Linked DNA regions of Homo sapiens: all the other regions are linked to region 2. Evidence: chromatin contacts called from ENCODE Hi-C or POLR2A ChIA-PET data. All regions are on one chromosome and are shown on one strand. Each heading gives the region's core, a stretch centred on a gene start or an enhancer-like site at or near the end of the contact. The rest is flanking DNA. Distances are from core to core; before and after follow the strand shown. Region 1 holds the start of AFG2A (AAA ATPase AFG2A). Region 2 holds the start of SCLT1 (sodium channel and clathrin linker 1). Region 3 holds the start of BBS12 (Bardet-Biedl syndrome 12).

Region 1 (4,862 bases), core at 1,876-4,375, 6.2 Mb before region 2:
AGTGGCATAGCAGGGACCAGAACCAGTGCTATTTCATTACTGATGCAGATATGTTATGTGTGAAGCTAACAACATATTGCCTGTTTATCCCTCTAACTTCAGTTGTTGGTAACAAAACATCAATAGTTCATGTTCTAAAAGAATATGAATAGTTGACTTCTTATTCCACCAAGAATATGGACTTCTTAGTCCATAAAGACTAAGAATAGCGGACTTCATGTGTAAATAGTCTCTCTTTATAGGCACTACCATTCAGTTAGTTTTGTTCAATTATAACAACAGAACCAGCAGGAGTTCTTCAAGGTAGCATAGTGCAGTAAGAAAGGTGTAGAGCCAGGGCAAGTAAATTTTTCTCTCTGTGCCTCACTACTGTCATCTTTAAAATAGGAATAATAATGCTATCTACCTCAAAGGGTTGTTAGGAGGATTAATTACTATTTATAAAGATCCTAAAACATCTACCATTAAGTGCAACAAAATTTGTTTTATTGAAAAAATATAACAAGTATTTGGTACTTAAGTTTACAAATTAGTTTCATCTTTGATCAACGCATCTATCCAGTAATTAGAGCTGGCGTTATTCACAAAAAGCAAGCTAAGAAGCAAATATTTTTGGTGGCAATTTGCCTAATGCCTGGCTAAGCACATGGCAGAACCTGGTACTTAAACCCAGAATGTGCACCTCCAAATCGCACAGCTTTCTGCTTTGTCATGCTGACTGGGGTAGTGCTTTGATCACCTGTTTGGTCATTGATAAGTATCAGTGGGTACAACACCTGTGTCTACCCACACACTGGAAGATAAAACGATTGATTCTCCTATTAGTGACACTGTTGCAGTATAAGCGGGCTTGTCAGCAATTACTAGCAAGTAGGAGAGAAAATAATGTGAAGAGGTAAGAAGTCTGGGAATGAGGATGAGTAAACATTGAAATAACTAGCTCAATTATATTTACAGATATGCTTCTTGCCATATTGCTCAATAGGATAAAGATTATTTTGAGTTTCCAGTGTGAGAGATTTTTCCATAGTTGAATTTGCATGCTATGCCTTCAATTAGATTATAAAACCCTCAGAGGCCGTTTGAAAAACTGCTGCACCACTAAATCGACTTCTTCCAAAGTGAAGGCTCCTCCATCCAAGCTTTCTTATCATTGGGCTCAAGGTTGAAAGCCAGTAAAAAGTTTTCTTATTGAAGACTGAAACCACCCACCACCGTCCCTGGTTAATCATAAAAGAAGCGTTATTCTAAAAAACTCCAGTTCTCGCTGAGACAGCTGTTGACCCAATTTGTATACAAATGTGACACTCTGAACCTCTCTGGTTTAGTATTTGATAGCCCAACAGGGTGACTATATTCAATAAAGATTCAGGCTGGGTGCAGTGGCTCCTGCCTGTAATCCCAGCACTTTGAGGGGCCAAGGCGGGAGAATCAGTTGAGCCCGGGAGACTGAGACCAGCCTGGGCAACACAGTGAGACACCGTTTCTAGAAAAAATAGAAAAAAGCCAGATGCGCGCCTGTAGTCCTAGCTACCCAGGAGGCTGAGGTGGGAGGATTGCTTGAGCTCAGGGGTTGGAGGCTGCAGTGAACCCTGATCCTACCACTGCACTCTAGCCTGGGAGACAGAATGATACCCTCTCTCAAAAAAAAAAAAAAAAAAAAAAACAAACTGTACATTTAAAAATAACTAAGAGTAACTGGATTATGGTTGAATGCTTGTGGTGATGAGTATCTCATTTACCCTGATGTAATTATTACACATTTATACCTCTATCAAAATAGCTCATATACCCCATAAACATACACACCTACTATGGACCCACAAAAATTAAAAATAAAAAAGAAAAGCCTCTTTGGTCCACTCAGTCCACCACCCGTATTAGAATGTAAGAGTTTTTTTCCTTGGGAAAAGTGTCCGACAGAACCAAGGCTCGGTAAAGGATACTAATAATGTAATAATATAATATTAACAAACATCTACTGAGCTTTAAATACGTGGCAGGCACTGTGCTGTGCACTTTATGTGCATTATCCAAATTAACTCTCAGTAATTCCAGGAGTTCTTATCACCGGGGTCTGTGGAAGAGGAAATGGTGGTTTACGGCAATTTCCGAATGTCGCACAGTAGAAAGTGGACCAGCAACCAGGGTTGCAGATCCCAAAGTCCGGGATCTTCACCATTTCACCCAACCGCCTTAGAGACCTCCCAGCAAAAGGTCTAAGCACGAATGCTCCAGAAAACAGGTCCAGGTCACGCGTGCCTTCTCCCTTTCCCTCTGGGCTCGACAGTGGTGCACAGAGCGACTAGGGAGTGGGGGCCGCGGTTATTTCATTAGAAAAGCTCTGGAGCCCCGGGAGCCCTTCGTCCCAGGCGCACTTGCCCTGCAAGCCCTTCTGGAAGGCGGCAGCGTCCAGGCGGTCCAGCGCATCGAGCCGCGCCAGGCGCACCGAGATGCCCCCGAATCTGTCCAGCTCGCCCTGCAGATCGCACGCTCCAACTGGCGGATTCCGCACGTAACCCTGTGCGCCCGAGGCCCAGCGGTAACCCGCCGAAGGCCCGGGGCCGTAGGTTCGGGCAAGCATCGCGCGCCAGCGGCCCCAGCTCAGTGGCTGCCGCATCTCCACGCCGCTTAATTCGTCCGTTGCCCAAATGACCCCTCCGCGCTCCAGAGCGGAGATCGCGGCCGTACATTTTAGAAGAGTGCCATCAATACCCTCAGAGTTGAGCTGGGGTTACCACTCTGCAGAGCTATGCCAAGGAGACCGCGAAGTGGTCCACCAGCCCTTCTCAGCAATTTGCCCCGCTCCAGTTAAGCGGGGAAAACCTCCTCCCCCACCGCCACTCACTTATTTTGTTTGGTAGTTTAATTCAACAGACGTTGGTTTAGGGATGGGGAAGCCGGGAGGAGATGCAAAAACGTCCTGTTTTTCAGGAATTTACAATCTAAGTGGCAGTTCCGTTCCTGGAACCTATCTTCTTTCACAGATGCCGTTACAGCTGTTTCAAAGACTGCTGGTTTTGAAAACGCTCAGTCCCTCCCACCACGCTGTGCACTGCTGCGCTCCACTCAGGGGATTACGGCGCAGGGGCGGACCCTCGCTGACTTCTGCCCCGGAAGTTTTTCTCTCAGTTGAAGCGCGCACATTGAGTCGGCTTTTCTACTGCTTCGGCTAGGGTACCTTGTGACCATGTCTTCCAAGAAGAATAGAAAGCGGTTGAACCAAAGCGCGGAAAATGGTTCGTCCTTGCCCTCTGCTGCTTCCTCTTGTGCGGAGGCACGGGCTCCTTCTGCTGGATCAGACTTCGCGGCAACCTCCGGGACTCTGACGGTGACCAACTTATTAGAAAAGGGTAAAGAATTCCGGGTGGGAGACTAGAGGCCGAGGGGGCGCAACCTGAGGGGCGGGAGACTCAGTGATACTGACTTGGGGTGCAGAGACTTTTGAAAGTTGGGCGTGGCATGGGTCTGAGAGCGGCACAGAAGCGTGTAAGACTTCTGTATGTAAGAAGCATGCAAACGTAGCCGCGCCTGCACTGGAGAAGTTAGGCTGAAATGGTTTATCCGTGTCCAAGGTTTCTCTTTTGTAAATTATTTTGAATTTTTAAGTTGCACTTGAAACGCTTTGTCTCATTTAACATTAACGACACATTTAATTGCAAAATTGTTCATAACTAGCGAACATGGGATACTTATCCTAAAAAACTAAATAACCAATTCAGTAAAAATGTGGATCACTCTGCCTTTAGGAGTGATGATAGCATTTTCTTCCAGTACTACGCAGGTTATGATATTTAATAACTGCTAGTAACTGCACACTAGTGTTAGCAGTATATATAGCTCATCTAATTTCTACAGAAGCCGTGACCGATGGGTATAGTAATGACAGTTTTATAGAGGGAGGAAAGTTAACGTGATTCCATTCAGGCTACACAGGTGCTAAGTGGCAGAGCCGATATTTGAGTCCAGATGTGTTTGACTTAAAAGCCATTCCTAGATGACAGCTCCTTTGATTTGGGAGAACGTATTTATACTGAAAAGTCTTATAAATTGAATTAAAAATTGAAAATTTATATTTGATGTGTAATAGCTTTGAAAAATGGACCAGACTAGTGGCAAAAACTTTTATGTCTAATCAGACCTTAAAGACAATTTAGAGTTCACATGGTATTTTCACTCTGCCTTAGGTATCAGAGGACAACTTGTTCTGTCCTGAAGGTTCAACTTGTTTTTGAACTAGATCCTTCCCATTGACATGTAAACATGCTCATTTCTCTTCCATCTTAAATCAGAACAAAAGCTCCACATTTTCTTCCTGCAACCGTCTCTCTATCCATTGCCAAGCTTCTTAAATGGAGTGGTCTCTGCCGCCTCACCACTTACATACTCTCCCTAGCCTATTCCTCTTTGACTTCCACCCCATCATTCCATGGAAACTGTTCCTGGTGTGGTCTCCGAGCATCTCCGTGTTGATAAACCTTACGTGACCACAGCAACTTTTGGTATTGTTGACCATTCCCTCCTTCTCGAAACACTTAACTTCTTATGTGTTGTCAAACTTGCCTGGTTTTCTTCATCTTTGTTGATGTTTCATCATTTTTCTTTGCAGGCTCGTCCTCTTCCCTTGACCATTAAATGTTGAAGTTCGTCAATTCTTAGTCCAAAACCTTTTTTTTCCTCTCAATAAATCCTGTCTCCTTGGCAAGTTCATCCAGTGCCCAGAGTTTCCCATCTATAGTCTCTTCAGTGTCAGATTTATATTTGTAAATCTTTTGTTTTTGCGCCTTGATGTGGTTGCCTTTTAGCCAAATGCTTCTCAAGCTCTCTGTGGTGAAGACTTTAAAATTTATAATAGGTCACAG
Region 2 (4,699 bases), core at 546-3,045:
TTCAAGAGGATTCTTGTGTTCTTATACTCATTATATAAATGAGAAAACTGAGGTGCAGAAAAGCTAGGAAACTTGCTCGAGGTCACAGACCTGGAAAGAGGTAGGCTGTGAGCCCAGACAGACTAAATCCAGAGGCTGACTGAGTTCTTAACCACTGGTCTATAATGCTACCAAAACGGAACTTACTACCTTTTTCCTAACTTCCCCGTTGCTCAAGCAAAAACTAAGTTGCTCTCTACCTCTTTCTCTCAAATCCCCTGATCTCCAGTCTCCCTGTGCCCAACTTAGTTTACTTCTTACCTGAATGATGACAGTAGACAACTAACTGCACTCTGCTATAATGCATATTCCCCGTAAAAATCAGACCGGGCCTTCTAAACTACAATTTGATCATGCCACTCTCAACTGAATTCCTATAACCCATGCAATGGTCCATACTCCTTAGCACAGAGAAGACAGGGCCCTTCACCATCCAGCCCCTTTCTACGCCTTCAACTGCACTTGCCATTTCCCTATATAAATATTCCAATTCAATTTACATCAATATTACACTCAAACCAGCCGTATTGCAAGTCTTTAACAAAGCATATTCCTAATCCCCTCAGTGTCACAAATATTGTTCTATTTGGGATGCCTAGAGTTTTTCATATAGTAAATTCATATTTGTACTGCACGTTTCAGCCCAATAGCACCTTCCTTGAACATATTTTAATAATAATCGTGTAATAGTTAATATTTGTTTAACACAATGTATCAGATACTATTCTAAATCCTTTACATATTTTAATATTCATTTAATCTTTCCAACAACCCTATGAGACTGTGGCAAAAGAGCCAGCAGTTGCTGTCACTTCAATATATTTTGGAATACATTTCCCTCCCCAAATTAAATTCTTGGAGGTAAAAACTGTCCTGTTTATCTTTGCAGCAGCTGTTCTTCCATAGTGTCTGGTACATAATAGAAACAGGAGTTCAATAAACATCTTTTTAATAAATGGCCAGAGAGCTGTGCCCCTAGATTTTAAATGCACACTTGGAAACTCCTGCTGGCCATTAGCCTTCTAATCTTCAGAGCACGAGAGGAGCATAACAAACATGTTTAGCGTCTAGTAGAATTCTGTGTAAGCTACAAGTACTACCACACGGTTCTGCTTAAATATACACACATCCTCACGTATAACATCAAGGTTTTTTTTTTCCTGCAACTAACTTCTTTAACTCTTTACCAATTTAAATGTACCCAACCAGCATTCAAAAAAGATTTGTCGGTCAACGACGACGATATTAAACATTGTATATGAAGTCTCAAAAAAACATGGAGCTTACTTTGCTCTCTCAGAAAGTCGATTTCTGCAGCCATTTCGATACAATTTTAGTTTAGAGCTTTCACCACCTTTACCTTCCTCTGAAAGACAGAGAGCTTGCTGTGCGGGAAAACAAAACTAAGCCAACGCTCGGTTGGTTGTCAAGCGCTCCAGCGGTGCAATCTGCATCCTACTCACGCGGCATCTACAGCCCCGCCACGCTTCTTTCCCCCGCGCCCCAGACGAGTCCCTGGCCCTGGTGAGAGACTGAAGATTGCTGGGGACTCCACGTTCAACCGAATCCCACGCTGGTGGGAAGAGGACGCGGTCGATACAGGCGTCCCGCGGGTCACTCTGGGTCTCGTCGGGCCACCTAGGAGAGTGCCGCGGGAGCTTGACGGCAGCCTGAGAGCGGCGTTCTACGCGGAGCGGCGGGGGTTGGAGAGGACAACGCCAAGACGGCTGGGAAGCCCCAGGCCAGCAGCGGAAGTCCACTCGGCCCGCCCTGCGACTTTGAAACCGGTGCCCCGGACCACTCCTTGGAGACGGTGGCGCCTCTTGCGTCATCACGCGGGCGTTGGAGCTTACGCCATCGCGCGTCCTAGAGTCCTAGCACGCTATTGGCTGGCTGTCAAGCAATGGGAGGAGTCGTGAGAACCTGGATGACAGCGGGCTGAGCCACCGGCTTGGCGCGGCGGCCAAACTGGTGGGACAGTGTCTCCAGGTAGTGAGGCCCAACCTCTTTAAAACAAACAAACAAACAAACAAAAAACCAAAATGCAAACGTGAGTAGAGAATGAAATACACAGTTTAAATGCCCTCACTATCTTTGGGTTACTAATATACTAAGCCTTTCTGGACTAAGTAAAAGATGCAGGTTCCTGCGGCTAGGGATAGAAGCCAGACTGGCGTCTTCAGAATCTCCCACCAAGGCTGTACCTCTGGAGGAGTTCTAGGTTTGGATTTGGTCATCTCAAGAAGGTAAGTACCTTCTCGGTCTTTGTGGGTCTTTAGACAAAGGAGACAACTGTTGTTTAAATATTTAACTGTGTAGTAATAAAGCGTGTAGTTAGAAGTACTCAAAAGATCTTGCAAATTCAGCAGCTACTTCTTCAAAGATAAGCTTGTTTCCTCAAATATAAGGAAAGATAAAAGGTACTTTTTTTTGCAAAAAACAAAACGGTAAAACTTACATTTGTGGATAGATTACAATTTTCATTTTTGAAAATTAATTTTGTCTGGACTTAAAACGTATTTTTTTAAAAAAAATCATTTAACATTAGAGGAAATCTCACCACTAGCAACAAAAATGTTAACTTGAAGCTAGCCACTAGTTTTGTGCTTTTAATAAATTGTATTTTTATGGACTGAAGTAAAGTTTCACTAAACAGGCATGTCATAGATGCAGCTTGATTTGGCTTTCTGTTTAACGGCTTAAGAGTTTTGTTGTCCCGTACTCATAATGTCATATAAACAAAGTAACCTTAGCGATATGTGTTAAGAAATTTTAAAAATGTATTCAAATATATGCAGTTAGGCATCTGAAGGCCTTACTCAATACTCACTGTTAATAGAATGAGATGGTCCCTTCCTCTAAAGACTAGCTGTTAAATATGGATGTGTAGCTTAATAATCATTGAAAAGGTCTAATCCAGCTTTGAGTTGGTGATAATTGAACTTGTTCTGATTTTTAGTAGCTATAACGTTTACACAAAAACTTTTTGTATAAACGTTATAGCTAAGGGAAAATTGAGTGTGCAAGGTCCAACTCGTTTTTGAAGTTCAGTATATGACTCTTTCTTCATAAACATCTCACTGACTCTCCAAGGACTTGCTTGTAACTTCTCCCACATTTGAACCTTGTATATTGTCGTATTTCTACTTGGCATCAAATAAATAATTATAGACTTAACTCTACGCTTACACCCAAACTGGATGGAAGCAAATACCTTCTGGCTATAACTGATGAGTGGTATTTACATAAAGTGAATATCTCAGGTGAAAACTTTTATGTCTGCACTCGAATTTTTTAGCTTACATGATCATAATTATGATCATGATAGTTTTTTGTTTTTGCGTTTGTGTTTGTGGTTACAAGATTTTAGTAGTTGAATTTTAATGGAGTATTTTCAACATAAGTTTCATCATTAGGAAACAAAATTGTGATGATTTCACTTATCCTTAAAGGATCCCCTCTCATGTTCCTCCTTTTCACATCTCCTGAGTTCTTTATCCACTTCTCCCAAGGTAGGTGCCACCTTAGTACTTACTTCATGCTCCTTCCTGCATTATCTGTCATGTTTTGTAGTTTGTCTCCAGGCTCCATCATAATACCTGGAACACAGAGTTGATTAAATATCTGATGGAAGGAATGAAAGAATTCAGTGGATGTTCATGAAAAGTATCTATTAGTATAAATTGAATACAAGGAATGACAAGCAGAAATGTATGTAGTTTGTGTGTAACTCTTGTCAAGCCACCATTTAATGTTTTTATATGACTTTTCTGCAATAAAGAAAACCCCTAAAGTTGTATAGATTGAAAATTAGTGACATTTCACTAACATTCATTTGGTTGATCAATTGACATTGAGCACCCAGTACTATGTGCAAAGTACCAGGAAGAATACAAAGTTAGAAGTTTAAGCAAGGATCAGAACAGATCACACAGCTGGCAAGTGCCTGAGTTGAGATTTGAACCCAGGCAGTATGGTTCTAATTTCACAATTGTTAACTGCTATGAACATGCCTCCCCAGGAATATAGTATAATATAGTTTATAGCTGGTATAATATAATTTATAGTTTTTGCTTATATGGCCAGTTAGCCTTTAGTTGTATTAAATGAAATATTTCTGTACATGTTATATTGTAATCTTAATGATTTACAGTTGATTTTCAAATTATTGCACAGTATTTATATTTCTGAATCACCCTTCCTTCTTCTAGGAAACCACTCATACTTTAGTGGAACGATTAGAAGTCTTCAGTTGTTCATGTGTGGCCCTTCAACATCTTTCTTTCCTAGAAAAATCAAGCGTCTTAGCTTCAGTGTTCTAAGCCCCTCCCCCAGAACGTGTAGGCAGCTGGGTGGAGCCTAAAGCCGAGCCCTCTCCTGTGACCTCGGCTGAAAAGAAGAAGCCAGTGTTTGAGAAAAGCTTCGTGGTCTGTGTTCTCTAGTTGTTCCCTCTTCTCTCTGACATTCCTTTCGTCGTCGCCAGGTCTTGTTTTTCGCTTGATCTCTGGAAAATACTGAAAAGTATTTTACTTTTCAGCTGTCTCCTGCTAAGTGAGCGTACTCCCCCTTTCAGGCTGACTTCCTCATTTCTCCGTTTCCCTGATAAATGGGCGGGGCCTCGGGGAGGTATGGAAACTGAAAAGAAATCATTATTGTAGAA
Region 3 (4,519 bases), core at 15-2,514, 6.4 Mb before region 2:
ATCCTTAAAAACCTAGTTCTAATTGCTTCTCTATAAAACTTCTGATTGCTCCAGCCCTAAAATGTAGCAGGTTATTGCTAGTATTTCTTTGAAAAATAAAATCATAACTATATCATTTTTATACTCATAATGGCAAAAAAAAATCTTCAAAACTAATGGTGCCAATTCCTTCTTTATCAACTTCAGCTACCATTTTTTAAATTTCTTCTTTCTTTGGTTCAAATCCTAAGGCCCACACTGCAATCTGAAATAGGAAGAAAAGGAATTATAATATGCCATGATTTCTTTCTAAGCTTTTTAACTCCCTATTAAGAGCTTCTCTCTTTTCTATTATGGACTGAGCATAAACAGAAAATTAGGTCAGCAGGCCTGTGTTTCAGTCCTACTGTGCCATCATGTACATCACTGTTACACCCTGGGCTTTTGCCTACTCATTTATAAAACACAATTAAAATGCTTAACAAGATATCGTTTTGCTAATGCAGGGCAGGCATATGCACTGAAGAGACTTTATATTAAGCTTTCAGAAGACTACTTTTAAAGAAAGCCTTAAAGATTGCCACAAATAATATGGTTTTTAAAATGATTTAGAATTAGAAATAATTTCAGAACCTTCTTTTACATCGATGGTTCCAGACCCATCAATATCAAATAAATTAAAGGCGTCTTTAATTTCTTGCTTTTGGGATTCATTCAGTTCAATTTTTGCTGCTCTTTTCTTCCATTGGTCTGAACTTGTATGGTAGTTAGATGCCTGTAATACACACACATATGGGTGAAAGATAAATTATATAACTGGAATAGTTAGCAGAACCAGAATAATTGATGATAAACTATATTAAAGTACCTATTTCCTACTATAAAATGAATCTCAACAGGAGTAAGGAAGGAGTGCAGTTGCTGCCAGGGGCAGCCTTCCTTGCTCTGGCGGAAAAACTTCGGCCCCGGCCCCAGCAGAAGGTTACAGCTTCACACTCACCAGGTCCCCAGCCGGCAGCCGGCGCTCTCAGCCGGGACCTCCCGGCGTCACCTCCCGCAGCCCCGCCCAACCCAAGTCTTCACAGCTCACTGGCGGTTGCTAAGGCCGCTCTCACCGACCTCTCTCAGCCCCGCCCACCCAGCCTGAGTTATTGACATCCAGTTCATCCAATGGACAGAAAAAAAGGCCTTTAAACCAGCCCTTTCTCTCTACTCCCTACCAATAGCGTGACGTCCCCGCCTTTCGCAGCCCGGCGTTAAGCGGAACTTCTCTCTCCAGCTGTGTCTCTTAGCAACTAAGCCCCCGGCTCCTCCAGAAGCCCCTCTTCGCACATGCGCAAACTGCGGACGGGGAACTGGGCTCCCTAGCCCTGGCGTTTTTGGTGTTGCTGTCCCAGCCAGAATCGCGTCTGGCCGGTGGGAAGCCGGGAACTCCAGCCCCCTGTAGGAGAGGAGAAAGGAGCGAGGTTAGTAGTGAGGTGCTTCCGCTGACTGCTAAGCTAAGTCTTTCCTGAAGACGTGGGAGCCCGTGTGTTTGATTTTTCTGTCCTCTTCGGGCCAGGGAAAGAATGAGAATCTAGGGCCTGGAGGTCCTGGGGTGAATTGGTCCAGCATGTGGCTAGGAGTACTAGAGGAAGAGGGGACTGCCCTTTCTTTTTGCCGCTAGACTTTCCTCATTTTCTACAGTGCCTGGAGCTGGGCCTTCAGCCATTTACCTCCTCCCTGTTTTGGGCAGGGATTCTGGCATGGTAGACACCAGAATTCTGTATAGCAGTGGCATGGGGTAACAGTGTCGTTGGAGGGACGTGGGTATTGGGATAAGCATGGGTCTTGGGATGTATTTAAAGCTTCACTACATACATAGATAAACGTTTTTACATGTTTCGTGTAGCATTTGTTTACGAGGTAGGACTTTGGCCCCACCCATAATTACTATCGGACCCCGCCCTCCAACCCCAACACACACACACACACACACACACACACACACACACACACACACACACATCCAGCCATTTCCTTGGCCCAGTCCTAAGATTTGGCCAGTTGTCAACGATATCAACTTGATCTGCACTTCAGAGTCAGACACAGGTAGTCTGATTATCCAGTTGATTCAGTAACGGCCTAGATTTAGATACTTGTGAAACTTTTGTAAACCAACTCAATCTCTTGTCCAGAGGGCCAGATTTACTGCTTCTGCCCGTTCTGAATTTGGCCAGGAATCAGCTTAAAGGACAGGGGAGAAAGACTGAGGTAGGATGGACCACTGACTTCCTGGTGGGAATGAAGGAATGAGAGAATCTTAAAACTTCTAACCTTTAATTGCTCACACATGCGGACCCCTTTTATGCCTCCTACAATGTCTTCTCTAGAGGAAATATTTTCTAAAAATTATACTGGATTCTTCAAAAATGGATTCAGGAAGAATACTAACTTTAGTCTTTTTTTTTTTTTTTTTTTTTTTGTCTCACTTATCTTCCTGAAGGCAGGAGAGGAAAACAAGTGCAAAGTGCATTCTTGAAGCACTCTGTCAAATCACTTTTCATGCTTCATTGAGTAGAAACATGGCACATTTTCCAAAGCCATCAGCCTGTCTTGTTCATATTATATCCCAGACAGACACGCAAGTATTGTAATCATTGATAAAAATCTCATTAGGCTTCTGGAAAATAGGTAAGTTTATCCTCATATTGCAGGTGATTTTTCCATATAAAGTTACCCAGTGAAAATTAAAATGGCACAAATCCAAGATAATTTTTGAGTTAAGTAAAATGTGGTCACTTTAATATATGATTTTTCACGTCATTTATCTCACTTGGAAAGTTGCTCTTGATCAGTTTCAAGGTCATACACTTTTTTTTTTTTGAGACCGAGTCCTGCTCTGTCGCCCAGGCTGGAGTGCAGTGGCTCAATCCCGGCTCACTGCAAGCTCCACCTCCCGGGTTCTCGCCGTTCTTCTGCCTCAGCCTCCCGAATAGCTGGGAGTACAGGCGCCCGCCACCGCGCCCGGCTAATTTTTTTGTATTTTTAGTAGAGACGGAGTTTCACCGTATTAGCCAGGATGGTCTCCATCTCCTGACTTCATGATCCGCTCGCCTCGGCCTCTCAAAGTGCTGGGATTACAGGCGTGAGCAACTGCGCCCGGCCATATACTTCATTTTTAATACTAATATTAAAAGGATTTCTTAGACCCAGAAATGAATAGTGACCAAGTATATACTCAACCCAATCCTAATTTCGAGGATCTCTTGGATCATGTTTGATCTAATGACAATTAAATGGCGGAGTAGTATATTAACCTATTTTTATATCACTATGATTTAGGCTTTTATATTTGGAATATTTACTGCTAGTTAAAATGTTTTTTTAATTGTAGGCTCAGATTCCAACTCCCAGATCTTGAATAGGATGTAATTAGTTTTGAAAACTAGCTATTAACGAATCTAACTGCACTTTAGAACATTAATCATCATCATTATCCAGGAAAACATTAAACACATAGGCACTCTTAAATCTCCCAAATGTATTTAATGTTTTCTATATGTCATGCACTATGCCAACTACTGGGTGAGTTCGAAAGAAATAAAAATAGAATATAAAAGATGAATAACTAAGGAATCTACAGATTAGTGGGGGAGCTAGACACAAACATAATACAATGTTTTTAATACAGGGTATTTTTAATCTGCTTTGGTAGATGGGTATAGAAAGTGCGTTGGGAGCACAGAAAGGAGGGACAACTCTACCCCAGGGCATTAGAGAAGTCCTGATAGGAAATGAGGCATTTGCGTTGGGTCATGAAAGATCTATAGCATCTATGGAGATGAAGAAAATATAGACTATTCAAATCAGTATAGCTTAGTGAAAATAAATATGTTCTAGCGTGACAAGATCATGAGGTTTATAAGGAAAGGTGGGAGAAGAGTCATAAATTAGGTTGAGGTTAGATTATAAGGCACATATATCAAGCCAAGGAGTAAAGACTTTCTTTTTTAAGATAAATAGATGTTTTTTGGCAGTGGAGTAATCTGTTTAGGTTTGTGCTTTTTCAGTGCTAATTCTGACCACCATATGAAGGAGGAACTCTCATTAGAAGCAATTAAAGGGCCTCAACTAAGGCGGTGCCAAATAGGAATCAAGTCAACTCCAAGGATGGTTAAAACTTATATTCATGTTGGAGAAATACTAAAAGTACCGTCTGTTTTCTCTTGCTTCAGTTTTGTACTTAAATTTGGGGGAACAAATATGGTGAAAAAAATTCATTCACTTACCAAATATTTATAGAGTACTTGCTGTGTGTCAGGCAATATTGTAGGTACTCGGGATATACATCATTGACTAAAATTGCCTTCCTGGAAATTACATTCTAAGAGAGAGATGTAGTCTATAAAAAATAAATAAGTAAACTATATCCTATTTTATAAGGGAATAAGTGTTATGGGAAAAAGAAAGTATAACAGATGGAACAAATCCAGAGTACAGAGGGAAAAGAGGATTTGTGGTATTCTATAGAGTGCTCAGGGTAGGCCTCATTGAAAAG

The links. Hi-C counts contacts between places; a loop is a spot of excess contacts on that map. ChIA-PET counts read pairs that join two places held with the same protein, here RNA polymerase II (POLR2A). Pooled maps may share reads with other maps.
Region 1: a map of naive thymus-derived CD4-positive, alpha-beta T cell shows a loop between it and region 2 (7-fold over the local background). The contact joins the promoter of AFG2A here to the promoter of SCLT1 in region 2. A Hi-C loop is called at or near these places in 1 of 168 maps with a recorded cell type or tissue (naive thymus-derived CD4-positive, alpha-beta T cell) and 4 of 50 pooled maps. POLR2A ChIA-PET finds 5 or more read pairs at or near these places in 1 of 52 experiments (GM12878).
Region 3: a map of B cell shows a loop between it and region 2 (26-fold over the local background). The contact joins the promoter of BBS12 here to the promoter of SCLT1 in region 2. A Hi-C loop is called at or near these places in 2 of 168 maps with a recorded cell type or tissue (B cell and naive thymus-derived CD4-positive, alpha-beta T cell) and 3 of 50 pooled maps.

Annotation. Positions count from the first base shown.
Region 1 is chr4:122,919,953-122,924,814 of GRCh38, forward strand. AFG2A (AAA ATPase AFG2A) reads left to right here and starts at 3,126. Exons shown (of 16, transcript NM_145207.3): 1 at 3,126-3,353. The coding sequence starts at 3,191. It overlaps NUDT6 (nudix hydrolase 6), which reads right to left and starts at 2,645. Exons shown (of 5, transcript NM_007083.5): 1 at 2,383-2,645. The coding sequence starts at 2,620. RefSeq lists enhancers at 2,789-3,325, 3,118-3,487.
Region 2 is chr4:129,091,744-129,096,442 of GRCh38, forward strand. SCLT1 (sodium channel and clathrin linker 1) reads right to left here and starts at 1,796. Exons shown (of 21, transcript NM_144643.4): 1 at 1,327-1,796. The coding sequence starts at 1,360. It overlaps C4orf33 (chromosome 4 open reading frame 33), which reads left to right and starts at 4,409. Exons shown (of 6, transcript NM_001099783.2): 1 at 4,409-4,466. RefSeq lists an enhancer at 1,491-2,060.
Region 3 is chr4:122,731,440-122,735,958 of GRCh38, forward strand. BBS12 (Bardet-Biedl syndrome 12) reads left to right here and starts at 1,265. Exons shown (of 2, transcript NM_152618.3): 1 at 1,265-1,445. It also overlaps the pseudogene CETN4P. RefSeq lists a silencer at 935-1,154 and an enhancer at 1,515-1,724.